Linked DNA regions of Homo sapiens: region 2 is linked to region 1. A link is an interaction called in ENCODE POLR2A ChIA-PET data of the cell type or tissue named here. Cell type or tissue: Panc1. All regions are shown on one strand. Links, peaks and the distances in the headings refer to the core of each region. The heading gives the core; the rest is flanking DNA. Region 1 overlaps CCSAP (centriole, cilia and spindle associated protein). Region 2 overlaps NUP133 (nucleoporin 133).

What was found. Peaks named below come from ENCODE experiments on the same cell type or tissue, not always from the same donor. Only the 100,000 strongest peaks of a DNase experiment are listed, where the experiment ranks them.
Region 2: POLR2A ChIA-PET joins it to region 1 with 10 read pairs; 8 of 35 experiments call an interaction of 5 or more read pairs at or near these places.

What each region holds. Positions count from the first base shown.
Region 1 is chr1:229,337,412-229,340,339 of GRCh38, forward strand. All of the region lies in intron 2 of CCSAP (centriole, cilia and spindle associated protein), which reads right to left. Among named protein-coding and RNA genes, the nearest start is that of CCSAP, 4.2 kb to the right of the region's middle. In Panc1, for the core only: no CTCF peak of the experiment used is centred there; no DNase peak of the experiment used is centred there; H3K27ac peaks cover 935 bases.
Region 2 is chr1:229,457,318-229,460,245 of GRCh38, forward strand. It overlaps NUP133 (nucleoporin 133), which reads right to left. Exons shown (of 26, transcript NM_018230.3): 21 at 844-979. Among named protein-coding and RNA genes, the nearest start is that of ACTA1, 25 kb to the left of the region's middle. In Panc1, for the core only: no CTCF peak of the experiment used is centred there; no DNase peak of the experiment used is centred there.

The DNA of each region.
Region 1 (2,928 bases), core at 209-2,708:
CAAAATATCAATCCTGGATATAATAAAGGCATTTTCAGATATGCAAGGTTACAAAATTTCTAATTCCCACGCAATATTTTACAGGATCTATAGAGGATGTGTTCCATCAAAAGGAAGGAACAGGCCAAGCAAAAGGAAGACTTGAGATGTGCAAGGCAGGGGATCACACAAAGGAGGGAAATAATAAAGAAAGCCCAGTTCAGCAGCTGTGCCAAGGCTGGACAGCATAAAATCTAGACTGGAACAAGATCAAAGGCTCAAAAAAAAATATATATATATATATATATACACATACATATATATATATGTATATATATATGTGTGTGTGCGTGTCTCCAAGGGAAAAAAAAAATCAGATGAATAGAATACCTAATATGTCTGACAAATGGCAAGTTTCATAGTACTATCAGGCCATTTCAGGCATTAGTGATAGCTAAAATAAATAAGAAATAAGAAACTGTGATAGGCAGTGATAGGTAGCTTATTTTTTAATAAACCTATTACTGGAGTAGAAGCAAAAAACAAAAACAAAATAAGCAAACAAAAAAGTGGAACAATTATCAATTTCAGGAAAACCATAAATTTTAACAAAAAAATGTAATCAGAATATATTACATGGCTCACCTGCAAATATCTACACAGCCATAATTCAAACACAGAACAGAGATTAAACAAAGCAATCATATAGTTAATATTGTGGGGATATGGAGAAGAGGAAATGGGTGTTGGTATGTGTCTGGGGGTAGAATAGGGAAGGCAGAGCTAAGATCCTGAGCTAAATCTTCATCTCCCATAATGGGAAGTCAGTAGATAATGTTCACAATCAAAAAGCCAACAGATAAGATTAAATAAAAAGAGGGTGGCCAATGCTGAAAGGAAAGCGAAACTGAGTGAAAGGAGCAAGGGGCATGGGTGGGAAATGGGGCAGGATCATGTTTTTTTCATTTTAAGCAAAATGTTTTAAATTACTGCACATGTAAACTTTGCTAAAAATAAAATCTAACCTAAAAAGAAAACGTGACTATGAAGTAAGGAATCGGAGACAGTCTAGACCACTCTTCATAGCATATTGGCTATGGGAGGAAAAGAATCTCACGGTTCACAAGCACTTCCACCCCCAAACCCCAACACACACACACACACACACACACACACACACACACAGAATTTCCTAACAGCTTTTTAGTATCCATCCCTTAAATAAGAATGAGAAACGAAGGATCATTAGACATTTGAGAAAAGTGCCTAACATGAAAATAGAGAATTACCAGCAAAAAGAAACAAAGAGGCAGAAGTGAAAGATTGTGCTGAAGAAACACAGAAAGAGAAGAAAACAAACGAAAAATTCTAATATATATCCTCAGTAAGATAAAACCCTACATGCATCAATCAGGAACCAGATACTGTGTTGTAAAAAGAAATAAAAAGGGACGGAAAGGAGGGAGGTAAGGGAGGGAATAAATGGCAGCCCAGAAAACAATTCAAGAGCTCTTACATTTAAAAGAAAAATAGGATCCCTCAAATGGAAAATGTAATAAGAGATTTAGAAGATACAGCTGAGAGTATCACCCAGAAAACAAAACAATAAAAGATGAAAATCTGTCAAGAAAAAACTTAGAAAATTAGAGGATAAAATGATAAAGTCTAATATCCAACTAAGGACTTCAGAAAAAAAAGAAATGGGAAAAAAAAAAAAAACAGAAATAAGAAAATAATTCCAGAAAACTTCCGGGAATTAAAAACATGAGTTTGTCTATAAAGACCTGCCAAGTGCCCAGCAAAGCAAAGGAAAACAGATCTAGATCAAGGAAAAATGTCAGAACATAAAGGCCAAAGAGAAGACCGTGAAAGCTTCCTGAGGGCAACACATTACCTACAAAAGATCAAGATCAAGAATCATAACGAGGCAGGCTGTAACATCAGCAGTCATAACACATAAGGAGGAATGCCCCCAGAGTTTCTACGGACAACTGTTCCAACCTAGAATTCCATGCCCAGCCACACTCACCAAATTGTAAGGGTAGAATAAAGCTATCTCTTGGCATTCAAAGAAAGCTAACCTCTGAACCATCCTTTCTTGGGAATCTACTAGAAGATGTGCTCCACCAAGAAGGGGTAAACCAAGAAAGAAAATGACATGAAAGGCACACGACAGAGACTCAAACCCAAGAGAGAAGCCAAGAAAGGTCCTAGGAGGATGGCCAAGGGCCCTCCCAAGATGCCAGCCAGGCAGCAGCCCACAGGAGCAGCAGCCAGCCCAGACAGAAGTAGGTCAGGGGCCCTGGGAGAGGCATCTTAAGATGACAAGAGTGATAGTGAACCTGATGTGTTGGTTGTATTGTGAAAGAAAAAAGGGAATCATGGGAAATAGTATGGGTCAGCTTTGAGTAACTTTTTCCATGGGCACAATACGGTACATACTAATTATGAATCCAACAAACTCTATGAGGACTGTATTGTGCAGGTGTGGAGATGGGCCGTGTGTGTGTGGGTGAGGAGAGCAGTAAAAAAGAATTAAAGTCAATAGATAATGTTAAAAACTGAAAAAAAACAATCACATGTCAATAAAAGCCATGTTACTTGGAGATACAGAAATAAATACCAAAGGAAAAACCAGGGTGTTATGTATGGCATAGGGCTGATGTGCTTTTGTAATAAGTCAGACAGAACTACGTGATTCTATGTGCATCTATGGCTTCAGGGAAAGTAAAAAATTTTATATTTTATAGAAACTCAAAAGAGTGCTCATTGCACTAGTATTTAAAACCATCCACTTAAAAACCAGGATATTTAATCTTGTGCAAGCAACACAGGAGTCAAGAGGGCCTTACGGGTAGGAGCAAAACAAAAGATGCTGCGATTGAGTCCTGAAAGCAGAAAACATCCTTTCTTCTTCCTGATGCCTAAACCAGAAACGTTAGCAGGGAA
Region 2 (2,928 bases), core at 336-2,835, 120 kb after region 1:
TTTTTCTTCACTGTCTTTCTATATTTGTACTCCTCTCTCCTTGGTTCTAAAAAATAATAGCATCATGCCTCAGTATCTGCTGACAACTGGTTCTAGGACCCATAGGAATACCAAAAAGCTCAACTCCCTTATATAAAAACGGTAGTTACTTGCACATAACCCACATACATCCTCCCATATACCTTAAATCACCTCTAGATTATAATACCTCATACAACGTAAATGCTAAGTAAATAGCTGTTATACTGTATTGGTTTTTTAAAATTTGCATTATTTTGTTTTAATTTTGCATTATTTTTGTTGTTTTAATTTTTTTGTTAATTCTCTTGTTGTAATTTTAATTGTTGTTGAATATTTTTAATTCTTTTTTCCCCAAATATTTTTGATGTTTGGTCGAATCTGCAGATGTGGAATCCAAGAATATGAAGGGCCAACTGTACTATATGTAATCGTTTTCATCTACAATATACACAAAATAGTTCAGAATTATTGCACCTATACCACACTACCTACAACAAACCCACTGTGTAAAGGTCAAGATTGCTTTGTAGTTCTTTTTGCCCTTGGAATATTTATCACTAAAGGTACATAATCAGACCTCTCCAATCAAAATCATTTGAGTCTATTCTTTAGGAATTCTTATTTAAAATACAAACTACTTTTCTCTAAAAAAATTCCAAGTATATAATTGAGTAACTACACATGGACATTAACTAAATGCATTCCTCTTAGAGACAGGTCCTGTTTCTAAGAGATAGATCCTGCTAACTGATGACAGGAACACATCATGAGTTAATTGATGGCATGACCAATTTGTAAATCCTTTTGCTCAAATTCTTTCACCTTCAATTTTTTCTTGTAGCATATCCTCTGAAAAGTCTGAAGCTAATGCAGCCAATTTACTCAAGCCAAGAAGGGTTTTCTTCTTTGCAAAGTAACGAGTTTCCATATTTGCCAAACCCAGAAGTGTTGCATGAGCCTACAATAAAATATGCAAACCATCGTAAGATACTGAGTACCAATTCAAGCTGAAACAAAGGTAAGTAAACCCCAAACTTGTTTTTCTCCCCTAAGCCGTATCAATGAATGAGAAGTCAACAGTTAGCAAACCTAAAAACTGAGCAGTACGTAACATTGAGAGTAATTACACAGCAAAATATCAACCATCCTCACTAAATATTGGGAAAAGAGACATGCACAAAACATTTGCTCTAAAACTTACATATTCACCTGAACATCCTGTCAAGAACAAATTTTAAAATTAATTTGTATGTTTTTACTCATAATTTGAATATTACAACAATATACTCATTGCAAAAAGGCCAATGACTGTTACAGACACATCATTAAAATTTTTGTGATTTTAATGTGATGTCAAATCATGATGGACTACATTTTTTTTTTTTTTTTTTTGAGAGAGCCTCACTTTGTCACCCAGGCTGGAGTGCAATGATATAGTCTCAGCTCACTCAACCTTCGCCTCCCGGGTTCAAGTGATTCTCCTGCCTCAGGCTCCTGAGTAGCTGGGATTACAGGCATGAGCCACAGGCACCCAGCCTGGACTACATATTTTTATTGAGATATTAGAATGGCAATACCATCACAAATTAAGAATGTTTTATGCAAATTATGTGGGAAAATAGGAGTACACATTCTAAATAATCCATAAGAAATGCTTTTAAATTTAAAAAAATTATTGTATACTAATGAATTATAATTGTATATATTTATGGATACACAGTAATAATATATGTATGTGATGTGGAATGATTAAATCAAGCTAATTAACATGCCCATCACCTCAAATACCTATCACTGTGGTGAGAACATTTCAAATTTGTTCTCTTGGAAATTCTAAAATGTACAATACACTATTATTAACTTTAGCCATCATATTGTGCAATGTATATAAAAAATGTTCCTGGCTGGGTGCAGTGGCTCATGCCCGTAATCCCAGAACGTTGGGAGGCTGATGTGGGTGGATTGCTTGAGCCCAGGAATTCAAGACCAGCCTGGGCAACACAGTGAGACCCTGTCTCTAAAAAAACAAAAATAAAAATAATCTTCTTCCTTCTAACTGAAACTTGTACCCTTTGACCAACTTCTCCGGCCCATCTCCCCTTTTAAATTGGGTTATTTGTCTTCTTGCAATTGAGCTGAGTTCCTTATATGTATGTATATATGTATATGTGTATGTGTGTACCTGTGTGTGTGTGCGTATAACATCCCCTCACCCTTCTGACAGCCACCATTCTTCTGCTTCCATGAGTTCAATTGTTTTGGATTCCACATATGAGTTATTTGTCTGTGTCTGGCTTATTTGGTTTAGTGTAATGTTCTCCAGCTTCATCAATGCTGTTGCAAATGAGAGAATTTCCTTCTTTCTTAAGGCTATTACTGCATTGTGTATTCTATATACAACATCTTCTTTATCATTTACACTGATTGATGGACACTTAGGTGGATTCCATAACTTGGCTACTGTGAAAATGCTGCAATGAACATGGGAGTGCAGGTACCTTTTCAACATACTGACTTCAACTCCTCTGGATATATACTCACAAGCGGGATTGCCAGATCATATGGTATTTCTATTTTTAACTTTTTCAGGAACCTCCATACAGTTTCCCATAATGGTTGTACTAACTTACATCCCCACCAAGAGTGCATCAGGGTTCCCTTTTCTCCATGTCTTCTCCAGCACTTGTTACCTTCACCTTTTTGGTAACAGCCATTCGAACAAATGTACGGTGATGTCTCATTGTGATATAAATTTGCATTTCCCTAATGATGAGTGATGCAGAACATTTTTTTCACACATCTATTGGTCATCTGCATGTCTTTTTTTGAGAAATGTCTATTCAGGTCTTTTGCCATTCATTCATTCACTTATTTTGAGACAAGGCCTCACTCTGTTGCCTAGGCTGG